2 separate regions of the Homo sapiens genome follow, and region 2 is linked to region 1. The links are chromatin loops, found by intact Hi-C in ENCODE. Cell type or tissue: heart right ventricle. All regions are shown on one strand. Links, peaks and the distances in the headings refer to the core of each region. The heading gives the core; the rest is flanking DNA. Region 1 overlaps DHRS7B (dehydrogenase/reductase 7B). Region 2 overlaps DHRS7B (dehydrogenase/reductase 7B).

What was found. Hi-C counts contacts between places; a loop is a spot of excess contacts. Peaks named below come from ENCODE experiments on the same cell type or tissue, not always from the same donor. Only the 100,000 strongest peaks of a DNase experiment are listed, where the experiment ranks them.
Region 2: it touches region 1 in a loop (2.1-fold over the local background); 3 of 110 quality-filtered maps call a loop at or near these places.

The regions. Positions count from the first base shown.
Region 1 is chr17:21,140,134-21,149,728 of GRCh38, reverse strand. All of the region lies in intron 1 of DHRS7B (dehydrogenase/reductase 7B), which reads right to left. Among named protein-coding and RNA genes, the nearest start is that of DHRS7B, 18 kb to the right of the region's middle. In heart right ventricle, for the core only: no CTCF peak of the experiment used is centred there; no DNase peak of the experiment used is centred there.
Region 2 is chr17:21,188,824-21,198,418 of GRCh38, reverse strand. It overlaps DHRS7B (dehydrogenase/reductase 7B), which reads right to left. Exons shown (of 7, transcript NM_015510.5): 6 at 9,556-9,595; 7 at 6,999-7,471. The coding sequence ends at 7,266. TMEM11 (transmembrane protein 11) reads left to right here. Exons shown (of 2, transcript NM_003876.3): 2 at 1-465. The coding sequence ends at 95. Among named protein-coding and RNA genes, the nearest start is that of TMEM11, 21 kb to the left of the region's middle. In heart right ventricle, for the core only: no CTCF peak of the experiment used is centred there; DNase peaks (open chromatin) are centred at 3,528 and 4,006; H3K27ac peaks cover 2,376 bases.

The DNA of each region.
Region 1 (9,595 bases), core at 2,692-7,691:
TATCTCACAGATGTAATAAGTCATTTTAAAGAGATGACAACTTATCTTAAATAACAAAGAAACAAAGAAAAATATGTTTAAAAAACTCCCTCTACACTTTATCCTCGTCCCCCCACATTTTGACTTTTAGTTGTCTTAATTTACATAATTTTATATTATCTACCTCTTAACAGGTTGCTATACCTATTTTTGTTTTGATAGATTTGTCTTTTGGGCTCCATACTAGACTTATGAGTGAATTGAACACCACAATTACAGTATTAGAGTATTCTGGGTTTGTCCACGTACTTAACTTTATCAGTGGGTTTTAGACATTCAAATGTTTTCCTATTTGCCCATGAGTGTTTTCTTTCTGTTTGAAGAACTCCCTTTAGCATTTCTTGTAAGATGGGTTTAGTGGCGGTAAATTCTCTCAACTTTGGTTTATGTGGGAAAGACTTTACCTCTCCTTCATATTTGAAGGACAATTTTGCTGGACACAGTATTTTTGAATGGCAGGTTTTTTTTTTCTTTCAGCACTTTGAAAATATCGTTCCATACCTCCCTGGCCTGTATGGTTTCCTGCATGCTTTTTTTGCATCATGGTTCCCATGAGGCTTCTTCATTGAGAAGTCTGTTGCCAGACAAATTGGAGCTCCTTTATATTATTTGCTTCTTTTTTCTTGCTGCTCTTAGGATTCTCTCTTTGTTGACCTTTAAGAGTCTGATTATTATATGCCTTGGGGTCTTATTTGGGTCAAATCTGATGTTCTCTGATTTTCCTGTTCCCAAATATTTATATCTTTCTTAAGTTGTGTAAAGTTTTCTGTTGTTATTTCTTAGACTAAGCTTTCTACCCTTTGCTCTTGCTCAACTCTCTCTTGAACACCAGTAATTCTTAGTTTGGGCCTTTTCAGGTAGTTTTCTACATCTTATGGGCAATCTTCATGGCTTTTCATCATTTTTTTTTTACCTCTGTGTATTTTCTGGTTTTGTTTGTTTGTTTTTTACAATCTCGCTCTGTCGCCTAGGCTGGAGTGCAGTGGCACGATCTTGGCTCACTGCAACCTCCGCCTCCTAGGTTCAAGCGATTCTCCTGCCTCAGCCTCCCAAGTAGCTGGGATTCCAGGTGCACACCACCACACTCGGCTAATTTTTTATACTTTTTGGTAGAAATGGGGTTTCACCACATTGGCCAGGCTGGTCTCGAACTCCTGACTTAAAGTGATCCATCCTCAGCCTCCCAAAGTGCTGGGAACACAGGCATGAGCCACTGTGCCTGGCCGTGTATTTTCAAATCATCTTTCAGCTCACTGATTCTTTCCTCTGCTTGATCCATTCTGCTGCTGAAAGCCACTAATGAATTTTTCAGTTTAGCAAATGTATTTCTCAGTTCTGAGACTTCTGTTTCTTATTTCAATATCTTAAGTTTCTCTGATAAATTTCTGAATTTTTTTTGTGTGTGTTATCTTGGAGATCATTGAGTTTCCTTGAAACTACTATTTTGAATTCTTTTTTTAAAAATTATTTTTTAGGGCTGGGCATGGTGGCTTCTCCCTGTAATCCCAGTGTTTTGGGAGGCTTAGGTGGGAGGATTGCTTGAGCCCAGGAGTTTGACACCAGTCTGAGCAACATGGTGAGAACTTGTCTCTACAAAAAGTATAAAATAAATTTCAAAAATTATTTTATTTTTTAAAATAGAGACACTATCTCACCATGTTACCTAGGCTGGTCTCAAACTCCTGGGCTCATGCAGTCCTCCTGTCTTAGCCTCCCTGAGTCCTGGGATTACAGGCTTGAGCCATGGTGCTGGCCTATTTTGAATTCTTGATCCTCCCACACTGTGCCCAAGGGACCTGTAGGTGAAACCTCCTACAGTGTTGTGTTGCTGAGCAGCCATTATGATTTGCCATCTCCTTTGGCTGAATTACAGAGCAGAGTTTCCAGGGCTGGGGATGGCAGACCTGCCTCCCACCTTTGTCTCTGCCTGTCCTCAGGGATTTCTCCCTTCAGGCACTTGAGATGCTTCCTGTGGGTTAAGGCAGGGACAAGTCTCCTGCTAGGGAATCCAAGATGATAGGGATGTTGGTTGTTCATCTCAGTCTTACTTTTTCCAGTGCAAAAATGGTGACTTGCAGGGAAATTTTCCTCACACTTGGTGCCAGGCAGAAGGGATATGGAAGTCCAATTCTCTTACCATCTGCTCGGAGCTTTTTCATTTCTCCATGGCCTCGAGAACTGTCTCATCTTCATGTTTGAGTTCTGGGACAATTCTCGTGATAATCTCAGCACTATACATTTGTTTTTGGTTGTCTGTGGAGGTGAGTGAAGTCAGCTTGCTTCTATGTTGCTACTTTGGAACCAGAAGTAGTCCAAATATATATTCTTATTTCTCCACTCTTTTTGTCAGCCCATGTTCAGTGGGCTGACTTCCATGTGTACTTCAGGGCCCCAAGTTCTGCCATAGCCCAAGGCTTCAGAGTCTTCACTGATATAAGGCACACTGGTTTTGGCCTACAACAGTGGCAGCGTTTAAAATGTCCTGAGATCACTGGCTACAGCAAGACCCCCAGCTCTGTTCAGCACCTCAACAGACTCTAAGCGCCACAAATTTCCCAAGAACTTATTAATATAATTATCCCACTGCTAGAAATTAAAATCTTGATAAAATAGACAAAAAACCCTAATCACACAGAAATTATGTCTCTGAAATAATCCTATCCAAATGTCTTCATAGTAGTGCACGGCAATTAGAAACTTTCAAGAAGAGATGCCTTTTAAGACATTATATTTGCCAAGTTAAATAAAAAATGTTTGGGGAAAAAGGAAATATCCTTAATTCCAAGTTTATGAGAAAAAGACAGTAGATCATTGCAAAACTTTCCTCTTGTTGTAAGAATTAACGTTTCCTCACTAACCAGTACCCTTGGCCTGGGGTCAGTTGCTATAGTTGTCCAACCACATCTTCCTTCTTATTCAGTAAGAAACCACATTTTGTTTCTTGCAATTCATTGTTTTTTCCATAAAATAATTTCTCTTTAAATTCAAGTCTGACTTGCTTTTTGCTTAAGATCAAGTTGCTAGCTGCCATTTTTCTACTGAGATATAAATAAATTTGAGGTGTGAATGACCATTTCAAATGCTTGATATAGCAAACTATTGTTGGAACCAGGCAGACCTTGGATCAAATACCAACATCATACTAAGTGAGTGCCTTTGAACAAGTTACTTAATGTTTCTGCCAGTTTCCTCATCTGCAAAATGTATCTAATATCTACCTTATAAGACTGCAGAAAGGATTAAATAGGTATATGCATGTTTTTTGTTTTCTGTTTTGTTTTTGTTTTCTGAGACAAGGTCTCACTCCGTCACCCAGGCTGGAGTGCAGTAGTGTGATCTCAGCTCACTGCAGCCTTGACCTCCGGGGCTCAAATGATCCTCTCACCACAACCTCCCAAGTAGCTGGGACTACAGGTGCACACCAGTGTGCCCAGATAATTTTCTGTAGAGATCTGGTTTTGCCATGTTGCCCAGGCTGGTCTTGAGCTCCTGAGTTCAGGCAATCTGCCTGCCTCAGCCTCCCAAAGTGCTGGGATTACAAACATGTACTATGCTACAGTGCCCAGGCTTATATGTAGGTTAGGAGGCCTTTTATTTGGTCTAGTTAAATGATATTATTACCACAACTGCTGGGTTATCTATCTGAGGGGGTGTTAGGTAATATAAGAAACAGTAAAGAGAACGAACGAAGAAAATGGATAAATTATTATTCTTCCTTGTGCCCAACATTAATGGGCAACCAAATCAACTACAGATGCTCCTCAATTTACATGGGATTGTCTCAATAAACCCATCATAAGTTGAAAATACCATAAATAAAAATACATTTAATACACCTAACCTACTAAACATCATACCTTAGCCTAACCTAACTTAAACATGCTCAGAATGCTTACATTAGCCTACAGTTAAGCAAAATCATCTCAGATAAACCTATTTTATAATAAAGTGTTGATTATTTCATGTGATTTATTAATACTGTACTGAAAGTGAAAAATAGAATGGGTGTATAGGTACTTGAGTATAGTTTCTACATGCATATGACTTTTGCACCATCATAAAGTTGAAAAATGGTTGAGTAGAACCATCATAAGTTGGGAACCATCTGTAGTTTAAATTTCTTTATCTCTCCTTATCCAGCAATGGAAAATGAAGTGACCTTTTAAAATTCCCCTTTTCATTAATTGAGATGCTTCTACACAGTACAATATTCTACCACATGGAACATACTAAGAAATGTAACATTTTCCCATAAACCTGCATTTAAATGTTTTCTTTTTAAACACGTTTTCTGAAGAGTTACTGAGAAGCACTCCATTAAGTACTATAATTTAAAAATTTACAGGTTGATTTTCTTTTTTTTTTTTAGACGGCGTCTCGCTCTGTCGCCCAGGCTGGAATGCAGTGGCGCGATCCCGGCTTACTCCAAGCTCCACCTCCGGGGTTCATGCCATTCTCCTGCCTCAGCCACCTGAGTAGCTGGGACTACAGGCACCCGCCACCATGCCTGGCTAATTTTTTGTATTTTTAGTAGAGATTGGGTTTCACCATGTTAGCCAGGATGGTCTCAATCTCCTGACCTCGTGATCCGCCCACCTTGGCCTCCCAAAGTGCTGGGATTACAAGCATGAGCCACCGTGCATGGCCTACAGGTTGATTTTTTTTAATCCACTAGAGTGGTGGGGGTCTCTACCAATTCTCTGTATAGATTCCTTTGGAAATCTGATTATTACTATGTCTGCTAAAAGGTAAGTATATACAAAATTGTGGAAATGATTTCAGGAGACCTACAAAACTCTTGAAGCCCATCTGTACACTCCAAGTTACAATACCTACTTTTATTGGAAAATATTATTATTATTATTATTTTTTGAGATAGAGTCTCACTCTGTCACCCAGGCTGGAGGGCAGTGGCGTGATCTGGGATCACTGCAACATCTGCCTCCTGGGTTCAAGCGGTTCCTCTGCCTCAGCTTCCCACGTAGCTGGGATTACAGGCACGCACCACTATGCCTGGCTAATTTTTGTATTTTTAGTAGAGACAGCGTTTCACCATGTTGGCCAGGCTGGTCTTGAACTCCTGACCTTAGGTGATCCACCCACCTTGGCCTCTCAGAGTGCTGGGATTACAGGCGTGAGTCACCATGCCCAGCCTGGAAAATCCTTCTGCAATGCAAATATTCACCATTTAAACTTGGGTGAATCAGTAAACCTGGGTTTTCATAAATCTAGATTCCTTAAACTAAGGTAGTCCAGCATGACAAATGAAATGCTTGTTAGTTTTATAGTTACTGCATGTTGGAGCAACTTATTTGGAGTAAAAATGTTGCCACCATTTACTTCCTCTGTTTGATTTGGGAACTTATCCCCTTTGGGCCCCAGTTTTCTCACCTCCAGAATGAGTAGATTCTCATTCTACCTGCATCTCTAGGCACTTATAAGATAAGACGTAAAGAGGTAACAGTTCCTCATTCACTATAAAGCATTACATGTTGAATGGAGTCTGCTGGAATGATCTGTCCTCAGACCTGTCCTCAGCTGCTACAAGCATCCTCTACTGCTGCATGTCTACATCAGGTGAGTGTTTCTCAACCTGATAGTAAGAAATTAGATCATGAGAAAGCCCAGAATTGTCTGGAGCCTCCTGCCATAGCTCTTAGAACCCTTGGTTGCACTTGACCTGTCCACAGGTGGTCTCTCTCTGGTGGCCTAAGAAAGGCCACTTGATTCATCTCTCTGTTTCCTGTGCCATGCACAAGCTTGATGCTGAATAAACATCTGAAATGATAAGCAAATGAAAAGCAGATGTGAAAAAGAGCAAACACTTTTAACATGTTAGGCTCCCTCGCTGTAATCTTCTCGTTTTCAGTAACTGGGATTTCAGCACCCCAATTGCTACCCCGAAGAGTCAGCAGTCAGCAATAACTACAACTCTTTTGTGCAAGCTGCCAGATTGGATCCTCAGAAGGGGCACACACAGGTATATGAGAACCACTATTTTACTATCATAATTTGTAAATCTCGTGGGTTAAAATGAGAGGAAAAAAACTGACCCTCTGTAAATACTTGACAATTGATAGGGAGAGAGGAACTATGCTCCTTTCAGGTGCTTTTTATATATTACAAAATGCTGTAATGTCACAATCCTTCATTCCTTTGAAAATGTTGTAGAAAACACTATATATGCCAACTTCACAAATCTGAAGTACATTTTTATTTCTAATATAATTAACATTTTGCCCATCCTGTGGCTATTTCTCACATGACAGCTTTGAGTGAAACAATATTACACAGATGTCCAAATCATACTTTAAAAGCAAGTAATTTTGGATAGACACAGTGGCTCACGCCTGTAATCCCAGCATTTTGGGAGGCCAAGGCTGCAGATCACTTGAGATCAGGAGTTCAAGACCAGCTTGGCCAACAGGGTGAAACCCCATCTCTACTAAAAATACAAAAATTAGGCTGGGTGCGGTGGCTCACACCTGTAATCCCAGCACTTTGGGAAGCCGAGGTGGGCGGATCACCTGAGGTCGAGTTCGAGACTAGCCTGGCCAACATGGTGAAACCCTGTCTCTACTAAAAATACAAAAATTAGCTGGGCGTGGTGGCAGGTGCCTGTAATCCTAGCTGCTCAGGAGGCTGAGGCAAGAGAATCACTTGAACCCAGGAGGTGGAGGTTGTGATGAGCCAAGATTGTGCCACGGCACTCCAGTCTGGGCAACATAGCAAGACGCCACCTCAAAACAAACATACAAACAAAACCCCAAGTAATTTTTAGCCTATTACTGTGAAAGGAAAATATCTTGGGCTCCTTCAAGCTAGGAACTGCTCAAGACAAATCTACCTATTCTATTCATAGCCATCCCTTTGCTCACAGAGATAGATGCATATTCTGATTGCCTCCTTTGGAAAGACTTCAGAAACTCAAAAGAATGTTATCAATTGTCTCTCACCTACCTGTGACCTGGAAGCCCCCAGGGTAACGGCGGGGCGGGGGAGGGGGGTGAGGGGGTGGGAGAGCTTGCTTGCTTTGAGTTGTCCCTGCATTTCTGGATGGAACTAATGTACTTCTTACATATACTGATTGATGTCTCATGTCTTCCTAAAATATATAAAACTAAGCTGTTCCCCAACCACCTTGGGCACATGTCTTCAGGACTTTCTGAGGCTGTGTCATGGGCACATCCTCTGAAGGAAGAGAGAGACCCTCTCATATTGTTTTATATTGTTTTATACTCAGAAAAGGAAAGAGAAGCGAAACTAAAGACAGGTAGCCCGGTGCCTAGGAACCAGACCGGAAACCAGGCCTGGGCCTGCCTGACCTAAGCCTGGTAGTTAAAATTCGACCCCTGACCTAGCAACTGATGTTATCTATAGATTCCAGACACGGTATGGAAAGACACTGTGAAACCTCCCGTTCTGTTCTGTTTCACTCTGACCACCGGTGCTTGCAGCCCCTGTCACGTACCCTCTGGCTTGCTCAATCGATCATGACCCTCTCACGTGGACCCCCTTAGAGTTGTGAGTCCTTAAAAGGGACAGAAGTTGAGCACCTGAAGAGCTCGGATTTTAAGACACTAGCCTGCCGATGCTCCCAGCTGATGAAAGCCACTCCCTTCACTATCTTGGTGTCTGAGGGGTTTTGTCCGCAGCTTGTCCTGCTACACCTCAACCTTGGCAAAATAAACTTTCTAAATTAACTGAGACCTGTCTCAGATTTTCTGGGTTCACATTTTGGTAACCATGGGGGTATTCTGAGTGGAGATGCCCTTGACCTTTGACAAATTTCCTATTGGTGCTTGGTACCAGCATCAGCTACCTTTATGGCACAAACCAATAGGACGATTTGCTGGGATCTGAGAGCACTCCTTCCAGAGAATCCCTGATCTCCCAAAATTTGATCGAGATCTAAAGTTTATTTTGCTGTATAACTCCTCTTTTTTTTTTTGGAGTTTTACCTGCTTCCAGCACAAGGCAAGTGATTTTCCTGCTTCCATAATGATGGAAGGCAGTAGTAACTCCTTTGTGGAGTTTGAGATGAGGTTGTTTTTTTTTTTTTTTTTTTTTGCTTTCTTGCTGGTAGAAACCAGTCTTCAGCCTGAGACTCATCCCTAGGTAAGTAACTGAACTGGGGTTTGTCTTGGTTAAAGTTAATATTAACAACTAACTGGTCGTAATTCCTCCTTACCATTGGAGCGCTCAGTGATCCTATTGCTGTTTTGTGTGTGTGTTTGTTTTTGCTATTTGTTCCTGTCTGAAGTTGTTAAGGAACCTAATTCTAGTTCAGAGATGCATTCTAAAGGCTCTTCCCTATTGCTTTTTCTCTCAAATTTAATGTTAATTCAGTTTTTCTGTGTGCATTTGTGTGAGAAATTGAACTGCTGTTTTCATATGTTAATGAGAGACTGAGTTTTGTCAGTTGAGAAGAAAAAGGGTGTTTTGCTCCTCCCAGCCAGAAGGCACCCCTGGGTGACCGGTGGCCTCCTGGGGGTGTCTGGGGGTTAAGTTCCGCCCCCGACAATGACATGCAGCAGGCTTGCAGGGAAATCCCCAACAGAAATTAATTTTTAAAATGGCTCGTCCAGGAATCGCATATAAGGACTGATCACCCAGTGTTCTGAGCCCTCTCTGAGGTCACAGACCTCTGGAGAGAGAAACTGAGACATGTAAAAGGGTGGAAGCGACTCAGTGCTGACATACTGTGTAGTCCTGCCCACAAGGAGCACATATTGATCCACCACACAAAAACCCTAGGCTACAAGCTCAGTTCCCCCTTTTAAGAAAAAAAAGAAAAAGGGCAGGAAGCAAATAATCGAAGAATGAGGAGAAAAGGAGAATGACCCCTTTTGAGCATTCCATAGGTTTTATGGCACCTCTACTTGCCAAAGTTTATGTAAAATGGAAATAATATGGTCTCTGTGCACATTCACATTAAGGAAAAGGAGGCCTAAGGTTGACCTGCAAACTACAGAGTTCCTAAGTACTCTTTTTCTCTATTTTTTCTTTTCTGCCTGCTCTCAATCTGCTGTTATTTTTCTATTAAGATAAAAACCACTGTTTAGATCCAACAAGATATTTTTGCAAGCCAGTAAATTTCTATTTATCTAGTGGCAAAAAGTTCTGAAGTAAAAGCTATAGGGTGTCAGGGTGTGTGTGTGTGTGTGTGTGTGTGTGTGTGTGTGTGTGTGTGTGTGTGTGTGTGTGTGTATTTAAAAGGCCTTTAAAATTTCTATAACCCAAACTTTTTCTCTCCGCACCTTATAATGTAAACTTTGCTATTTGACTTTCACCTGAGTTGGTTCCTTTAACATGCAAATTTAAGGCTACGTAGCTGACAGCTGCCCAGGGTTGTAAAACAAGTTATCAAGAATCTGAGGCCGGGTGCAGCTGTAATTCCAGCACTTTGGGAGGCCAAGGCGGGTGGATCACGAAGTCAGGAGATCGAGACCATCCTGGCTAACATGGTGAAACCCCATCTTACTAAATATACAAAAAATTAGCTGGGTGTAGTGGTGGGCGCCTGTAGTCCCAGCTAGGGGGAGGCTGAGGCAAG
Region 2 (9,595 bases), core at 1,496-6,495, 50 kb before region 1:
AGGACGACCTGCACAGAAAGAGACTGCACAACACGATAGCACTGGCCGCCCTGGTGTACTGTGTAAAGAAGATTTACGAACTCTATGCCGTATGATTTCAGTAGAACAGGGAGCGAAGCAAAACCACCCGGCCCACAAGAGACAACAGAGTATTCAGATCGCCACACTCTGTGAGGCAGCAGAGCCTGGGCAGGTGTTTGGCTTAGTATTTGTTATTTTTAAAAAATAACAGATCACGGGTGTACCCAGGGTTTTTCAGCTCATTACACTAAGATGTGGATTTCCATAACCCAAGAGGGGGGTCTGAGGCTGTGGAAGTCCGACTGGGCAGTGGAATGCTGATGGAGGCAGACGCTGCCGAGGGGGTGTGGACGTGCTTTGGGGGAGGTCTTTAAGTCTATTGTTTAACTGTACCATCCAGAGCCCACCAGAAGCTATTGATCATTAAAATTATGAGAATTTCAACTCCCGCTGTTCTCTCTTTCCATGACTGCCCGCAGCTGCTGCTGCACATCTGCTCTGGGTGGCGGCTTGCACATGGAAGGAGCAGGTGCCATGGTAGCCACCCTGCCCTGCTCCTAGCTGCGGCCCAGTGTTACCACTTACAGCGACGACAAGCCTAGATCCAAGGTAGTCCTGGGGCCAAACCCCGCCCAGGAGCAGTCTCCTGGCTCACCTTGGCCTCATCATTCCGAAGGCCATCACTGCCACCATGCTGTTCAGGAACATGGTAGGATAAGGTGACGAGGCTTGGAGGCCTTTGGGTGTCCACTTGAGTTCACGTGGGGAACTCTGGGCTCCAGGATCGCTCTTCAGAGATCTGAACACCTGTGTTTTCTTTGAAGCACCAAAACTCTTCCTACTGTGGACCATGAGTTTATTAACCCATTGCCCTAGGCTGACAGAAGAGCCCTCGGAGCAATCTTGGAAGCACCCCCTGGCCTCAGTGCTCGCTGTTCCACAGGAGCCAAGCCGGTGCTTCTCCCTCACACCAGAAGGTAGACTGTGTCACCTGCCACATTTCCTCTAAGGCAGGGGTGGCCAATCTTGACTTCCCTGTGCCACATTGGAAAAAGAATTGTCTTGGACCACACATAAAATACACTAACGACAGCTGATGAGCTAAAAAAAAAAAAAAATCACAAAAAAATAATGTTTCAAGAAAGTTTACAAATTTGTGTTGGGCCACATTCAAAGCCATCGTGGGCTGCATGAGGCCCATGGGCTGCTGATTGGTGATTGGACAAGCTTGCTCTAAGGCTTTGGGTAAATGGGAAATTCTCTCTTCCACAAAAAGGCTGGGGTGCCTGTCTTCACTTCTGCCTTCCTAAAGCCCCATTCATCCCTGAAGAGCCACATGGCACCTCCTTCTGAAGGCCAGTCTTTTGTTTTGTTTTGTTTTGTTTTTGAGACAGAGTCTTGCTGTCACCCAGGACGGAGTGCAGTGATGTGATCTCAGCTCACTGCAACCTCCACCTCCCGAGTACAAGTGATTCTCCTGCCTCAGCCCCGAGTAGCTGGGACTATAGCTGTGTGCTACCATACCTGGATACTTTTTGTATTTTTAGTATAGATGGGATTTCGCCTTGCTGGCCAGGCTGGTCTCTAACTCCTGGCCTCAAGTGATCTGCCCGGTTCGGCCTCCCAAAGTGTTGGGATTACAGGCGTGAGCTGCCGTGCCTGGCCAGGCCAATATTTAAGAGACAGCCAAAGTGGTTTCTCACCTAGTTTTAAAGTCCCCATCAGGAAGACCTGATGTCACAGAGTAATGAAAGGGTGCATGGGAAGGATTCACGAGGGGTGATTGGGCCATTTTTTGTAGGGGAGATTCACACCTCTTAAGGATTTTAAAAGGGACCCACGGCCCACAAAAAGTTTAAGAAACTTTGATTTAATTCCAAGAGATTTAGAAATAACTTATCACTCAGTTGAGTGCTGGGGGCATGACGGTGTTGGGTGTGCACCACTGTTTACGTGGCAGTCTCTGGGCACCTGGAATAATGGTAAAGAGGGAACTGCCTTAGCCACACAACTGATCCCGTAAAAACATGCCTCATCTCGACAGCAGTGTGAGTTGAAATGCAGCTGCCCATGACCCCTCAGGTGTCTGAGTGCTGGCATCTGAGCCTGCTGGGCAGGTTTTTGGTTTTTTTTTTTCTTAATAATGCCCAGGTTTGGAAAGGGAGCCCCATACCTGGCCTGGAAGTGCTCTGCCAACAAGTTAGATTTCATGGGGGAATTGACTAGAAGGCACAAGCTGGACAAGCCAGACAAGTCGAGGCAACCTCAAGTCAGCTGAGCAGGAGCCCTCCCCCGAGGTAGAATCCAGCTGCAAATGGGTAGCTCTTCTACCATTTCCCAAGCTGCACTGAACCAAGTGATTCTTATTGGATGTATTAACCTAGATTCTGAAATGCCATCTTAGTTACATGGCCCCTGGCCAGGGAGATGGGGATGAGGTGCTGGTGTGGACTGCAGGCAGGGGTTTCGTGTGCCTGAGGCTGGCAGCAAGAAATGTGCCTCCCTTCCCACTGTCAGTGCTGACTTCTCTGTTCCTGCCATTGTCCTTGCTAGATGATCAGTCATGGCAGAGCTGCTGACAAGTTGCTTATGGTCATCTGTGATATGCGACAGTACTTCTCAAGAAATAGCATTTGAAGGCTGAGTGCAGTAGCTCATGCCTGTAATCCCAGCACGTTGGGAGGCTGAGGCAGGAGGACCATTAAACACTTGAGTCCAAGAGTTGAAGACCAGTCTGGGCAACATAACAAGACCTGTCTCTACAAAAAAAGACAAAAATTAGCCAGATGTGGTGGTACGCAAATGTGGTCTCAGCTACTCAGGAGTCTGAGGAGGGAGGATCATTCAAGCCTGAGAGGTTGAGAATGCAGTGAGCTGTGATCTTACCACTGCACTTCAGCCTGGGCAACAGAGTGTGACCCTGTCTCCAAAAAATAATTTTTTTTTTTGAGATGGAGTCTCTCTGTTGCCCAGGCTGCAGTGCAATGGCGCGATCTCGGCTCACTGCAGCTTCCGCCTCCCAGGTTCAAGCAATTCTCCTGCCTCAGCCTCCCGAGTAGCTGAGATTACAGGTGCCCGTCACCACGTAGAGATGGGGTTTTGCCATGCTGGCTAGGCTGGTATTGAACTCCCGGCCTCAGCCACCTGCCTCGGCCTCCCAAAGTGCTGGGATTACAGGCGTGAGCTGCCGCGCCTGGCCAATTTTTTTTTCTTTTTTTTAAACAGCATTCGGTAACTGCCAAGAAAAAGCAAAGACCAAGTTACCAGGGCCCTCCTGTGCAAAATCCACTTAAATGAGTCCTACATGGACCACTTTAGGGAATAGATTGTGTCATTAATCTAGTAAATTAGTTTTAGCTACCCATCCCCACCCAATTTCAGAGAAGAGCGAAGAGCTGTTATGTAAAAGGACAACTGATCAAACTGGATCTCCCCGTTCCAGTCTGTCAGCTGCCTCCAGAGTTTTCACATCTGGTGCAGCAGCTGCTGGGCCCTGAGGGAAGGAAGGGAGACTTGCTGGGAGGTGGGCAGGGTGCCCAGGGCTGTACACTATTTTCTTCGATTCACTAATCGGCTGTGGCCCCTCTACACTGCATGGAGATGCTGCTGTTTGGAAAAGCTAATTGGTTTTATTTTTCCGTCTCTGGTTTTGGCATGATGTGAAACACCAAGGGGCTTAAAGAGCAAAGTGGAAAGTGTCTTTGAACTTCATCAGATACCTGAAGGCAGAACCAAATAAAAATCGTGCTTTTTAGACCTCCCCAGCAGAATTTAAGGATGAAAGAGAAAGGGGCAAAAACCCTCTAAAGACAGAAAAGAGAAAGTGGAATGGCAGCATCGCTAACCCTGCTGGCAAACGTCCATATTCAAACACTGGTTTGAAAATCCAAGAGCAATGAAGGTTGCTCAAAGGCCATCAGCTGAACCGGGCTGTGGCTGGGCTTCTTGCTTTGGAGCAATGCACGTGGGGCTCACCCACAGGAAGTCACTTCAGCTGCTACGTTGGGACAATTCTAAAGGCTAAGTCTCACATTATCCAAACCATTGCTGTCTCCAGGAAGGGACACTGAACTCCAGCGACCCAAGACAACTGTAGGAGCAACACGGACATGAAAGAGCACAGCTGCAGGCCCTTTTAGTCCTCAGCCTCTGAGGCCAAGAAGAGCGTCTGTCTGGTGTTGGTGTGACTTTAACAGGTCCCCTCTGGGACTTGCCAACCTCCTCCTCAAGAACAGTGGGCCTCAGACTCTGCCTTTGGCAAACAGCTTTATTTAGCTAGATTTTAATAATTCTTCAGTTTGTGTTAGTTTCTATTTATATGGCAAAATTATAAAGTTTATAAAGTTAAGTTTTAGAAAGTGATTTGAGGTTTTTAGAATGTTGGGTAAGTAAACAACCAATAATATTGACATCTGGCTGGTCTAGCACGTCAATATCCAGTTGCTAACCACTTTAATTGGGAGGAAATAAACTTTAGAAATGAACTTGACCTACTCAGTAAGCCTCAACCATGTATTTTTAATAAATTAGAAAGGTGGTAGCCAGGCATGGTGGCACACACCTGTACCAGCTACTCGGGAGACTGAGGCAGGAGAATCACTTGAAGGTGAATCACAGGAGGTGGCAGTTGCAGTGAGCTGAGATCACGCCATTGCACTCCAGCCTGGGTGACAAGAGCGAAACTCCCATCTCAAAAAAGAGGCCAGGTGCGGTGGCTCACGCCTGTAATCCCAGCACTTTGGGAGGCTGAGGCAGGCGGATCACGAGGTCAGGAGATCAAGGCTATCCTGGCTAACATGGTGAAACCGCATCTCTACTAAAAATACAAAAAATTAGCTGGGCGTGGTGGCGGGCGCCTGTAGGAGGCTGAGGCGAGAGAATGGCATGAACCCGGGAGGCGGAGCTTGTATTGAGCAGAGATCATGCCACTGCACTCTAGCTGGGCAAGAGAGCGAGACTCTGTCTCAAAAAAAATGAAAAAGAAAGAGAGGCTGGGCACGGTGGTTCACACCTGTAATCCCAGCATTTTGGGAGGCCAAGGCCGTCTCAAAAAAAAAAAACAAAAAAGAAAAAAAAACGTGAAAGCAGGTGTTTGTTCTGGCTGCCATCCAACCAATTACAGCTTACAGGTGGTATGTAGGTTAAGCACTCTTTAATGCTAGCCCAAGCTCCATGCACCCCAGCTGTGAGTCAGAACACAACGGCCCCAAAACCAAAAACCTCAGCAACATATGTGATGTTCCCATCTTCTGATGACGGAGTACACAGTTGGTAAACCTGCATTCCTTTGAGGGCAGCCTATCACATCAACCTCCAGTTGCTAACCATGTTATATAATGGAGAGGAAAGGACAGCACCTGGACACCAGGTGTCTCTGAGTGTGGCAGCCAACAGCATCCAAGGAGAAATGTCCTCTCATTTCCATCTAAAGGGAGAGCGCCCTTCATTGCTGCCATTTCCTGGAAACCTGCTGTGTGCTCGGCACTTTCATTCAACCTTAGACTCGGGCTGAGCTTTAGACAGGTGCTGCTGCTGTCTCAGTTCCAGCTCTTGCCTGGGTCTACTGTCTCCAGTGTGAACACTAAGGAGACCCTTCTCTTCCATGTCAGGAGGGAGGTTGACAATTTACCTGGAAAATGAAGAACGACCCATCACATCTGTGTCCACATTTTACCCAGAGGCTCCTGGAACGTCCAGGAAGTGTTAGGAGCTGGGACAAGTCACCAGATCTAATCACCCATTTGTCCTCCTACCAACCAGGAAACCTGAAACCCTCTGACACCCTAACCAAAGACTGGCTGTGGCCATTTTTATCATCTGTCTAGGGCAGCTGTTTAAAATACAAGCTCAGGCCAGGCACGGTGGCTCACACCTGTAATCCCAGCGCTTTGGGAGGCCGAGACAGGCAGATCACGAGGTCAAGAGATTGAGACCAGCCTGGCCAACACGGTGAAACCCCCATCTCTACTAAAAATACAAAAAATAGCTGGGTGTGGTGGCGCGTGCCTGTAGTCCCACCTACTCGGGAGGCCGAGGCAGGAGAATTGCTTGAACCCGGGAGGCAGAGGTTGCAGTGAGCCGAGATTGTGCCACTGCACTCCAGCCTGGGTGACACAGCGAGACTCCGTCTCAAAAAAAATAAATAAATAAAATTTAAAAAAATAACATGTTGCTGACCATGTTATATAATGGTCATAAAATATAGGCTCAACGACGCCAGAGTTGGGATGTGGTGCAAGATGTCGGTATGATGTGCTAGGAGATTTGTAATCCAATTTGGGGAAGTCTACAGTGGACCTACATTTCAATTTTCAGTTTCAATAATAGGAAAAGTTTCCTCCTAAACACTAGAAATGAACTTGACCTATTCAGTGAGCCTCAACAATGTATTTTTAATAAATCAGAAAGGCAGAAACAGGCATTCTTTCTGGCTATGATCCAACTAGTTAGAGCTAACAAATGGCTCACTTCCACCAGACCAGGGGCTGCTGTAGAGTCTGCCCAGCTGGCCAATTTAATGGTTTCACTTCTAGAGGATGCACGGGGCCACGCAGGGTCCTCCTCTCCCTTTTGGCTGCTCTCTCTTTAGTAAGTTCACCTTCTGCTTGGAGTGGTGCCTGGCATCCTACAGGGATGTGGTGAGAGTTAAGAGAGAAACAGGAATTCCTATGAGGTGCTAAAGCAGGCATCCCTTGGGATACACCAAATAAGCCATTACATACTGGCCCACGTTTTAAGTTGGATGAGATATCATAGGGACCTGGAAATGGGCGTGACTGCTGACTTCTTGAAACTACAACTTTCTCCCCTCAGTACTGGAGGTGGTCTTTCTGCCACAACAATGAGGTTTAAGTCAAATACAGAAACAACTGGGTCAGGTGACATAACATCTGATTCCAAGATTGAAACTATTTCTAGGAGCTGGCAGGGCGAGAATTCAAAGGACACAAGGTTCTAGTCCTGGAAGACTACAACTCTTACTGTTTGAGATGTTTATTTCTAGTTTTTAGTGTTAAACCCCAGCTCCATATTTATTCCTTAAGTGTTTCCCCTCACCCTGGGAAGAAGCTTGTTGTCGTTTTTGATTGTCCTCTGCCAGCAGATCTGCACGAGATGTGTTTCTTCAGTCTTTCCCACTTGTGAGACAAATCTCCATTAAAGTCTCAACAAATGCAACTGTCCCTTGTAGAGTAAGCAAGCCTAAGAGTGCTGCTTCTCTGCCCTGGCCCTGGCTGGTCAGAGTACTAGGAGTTCTTGGATTTCCGCTCTTTTCTGGCCCTGGAGGCCATGAGGCTGAAGAAGAGCCCAGGAGCCAGAGTTCGAAGATAAACAGCCAAGGAAGGCAGTAAGTCAGCCAGGATCACATCTTTCTTCTTCTTCCCCACAGCAGCAAGAACATCCTGGGCCACCTCCACAGGGCTTCGGCCCTGGGCTGTGGTGGTGTCCATAACTAAAATAAATAAAACAAAAGAAACACATGAACTTGGAAGCAGAGGTCCCTCTTGAGGAGTGGAGCTGATGTGAGTCGTCAGGTCAGCCTGCTGCCTTTCCCACCATGAAGCTCTTCCCAGGGCCAGGAAGCCAGTGGTGTGCCACCATCCCTGATGATTCCATGCTCCAAGGAAAGAGGGAACCATTTTGCAGCTGGATGTGGGTCAGTGGGGGAAGCGAGAGGTGGGTGGGATGTGGAAACAAGGTAGACTGAGGATCCCAGTTAGGGCTTGGAACCAAAGTGAGTCTGTCTGCCTGGTGCTCCACAGCAAAGGCACAGGGCCAGCCCGGGGTGGGGGCTTCAGAGTGACCCCCTCACACCGCACCTGAAAAGCAGCTTCCTGACCTGGGAAACGTGTGCCTATTAGAACAACCAAAGACTAAGGGATGTTGTGCCACCTCATTTATCTTGGGTAGCTTGGCTTCAGGATGGCCAGACAGAGGTGGGTGGGGACTATTGACCCCCATATGCACAAGCTCACTGAGTCAGGAGCAGACAGATGTCCCTGTTCTCGATGTCAAGTATTAATTGGATGAGAAACAGGAAGAAGTCCTTAGTTTGTTTTAGGTGTTAGAAGGAACAGCTGGGAGAGATTAGGAGGCAGTGTTAGATTAACGGCAACTGATGTTCCTTCTACCCTAGTAATTTGACAATTTTGCCCGCAAAGTAGGACCAGCTGGCAGGCACACAGGAGCGGCCACTAGCACAGACCATGTGAAACCACTTTTTTTTTTTTTTTAAAGACAGGGTTTCGCTCTGTTGCCCAGGCTGGAGTGCAGTGGCACAATCATGGCTTACTGCAGCCTCGACCTCCTGGGCTCAAGCAATCCTCCTGCCTCAGCCTCCTGAGTAGCTAGACTACAGGTGGTGCCACCATGGTTGGCTAATTTTCGTATTTTTTGTGGAGGTTAGGTCTTGCACTATTGCCCAAACTGGTCTCAAACTCCTAGGCTGAAGTGATCCTCCTGACTTGACCTCCCAAAGTGCTGAGATTTCAGGTGTTGACCACAGTGCCTAGCCATATGAAACCACTCTTAAGTTGTCCAGATTGCCTGAGCTCCCTCACCAATGTCTGTTCTGTGTTTTTGTTAATGCAGAAAAGTAGGAAGTTTTGGATTACAGCTTATTTTTAAATGCCGCAGAGATAATTTTTTAAGTGGTATCTTCTAGGTATAAACAGGTGTAAAGCTGTATGAAGCCCCATGCCTCTGTATAGAGTCTACTGTGGGGAAAACAAGACTTGCTGTGTGAGAGAGCAGCTGCTGCCAGGACATGGGCAGTCTTGGTTCAGGCCTGGCTGGGCCGGGCGCAGGACCATGAGGCCCCTGGCAGACATCACAGCACAAACCCCAAGAGCTCACTTCAGGGAGGAGGACATGGCAGGACAGCACTGGAGGGGTGAGCAGGCCCTGTTCCAAGCATGGGGAGGCAGCACCAGCTCCAAGGGCTCCAGTGATCATGGGCACACTGGTCTCTGCTTGGCCTGAGCCTGCATGCTGGGGCCAGCTGCTCTGCCCGCGAGTGGTGACTGCAGGTCAGCTCTGCACTGTCTCCAAATGAGACAAGATGAAGGTGCTGAGACTGCTGCACTCGGCCTCATCCTGAAGACTGGCCCTGAATCAGTCATTTCTCAAGCCTATGGGACAGAGACAGACCATCAAACACCCTACACTTGCCATGAGGTCAATTCACTCAATCCCGATGCCGATAATACTCCTTGGACTCGGGATCTGCGAATGGGTTAGTTGGAAGTCTGTTGGCATTTCAGCTTGGCAACTTCCTTTTAGCCCTTGAGTCCTGCCCACAGAGGTCCTGTTCTGAATGCTGCAATGGTGACGTTCACACTAAGGGTAGGCCATGGTGGGGTAAAAGAAGATTATTCAATAGTCCATATCTAGAACCAACACCTCTGTCAAGTTTTTTTCACTTTAAAAGTTCTCTTCCAAATGAAAATGACCAAAGAATCACTGAAGTAAGAGCAGCATGTCTCACTGTGGCTGACCGACAGATTTTCATAGGAGAAAAGAGAAACCGGGCCTCACCTCCATACCTAGATCCATCCGCGGTGATGGCATTTACAGA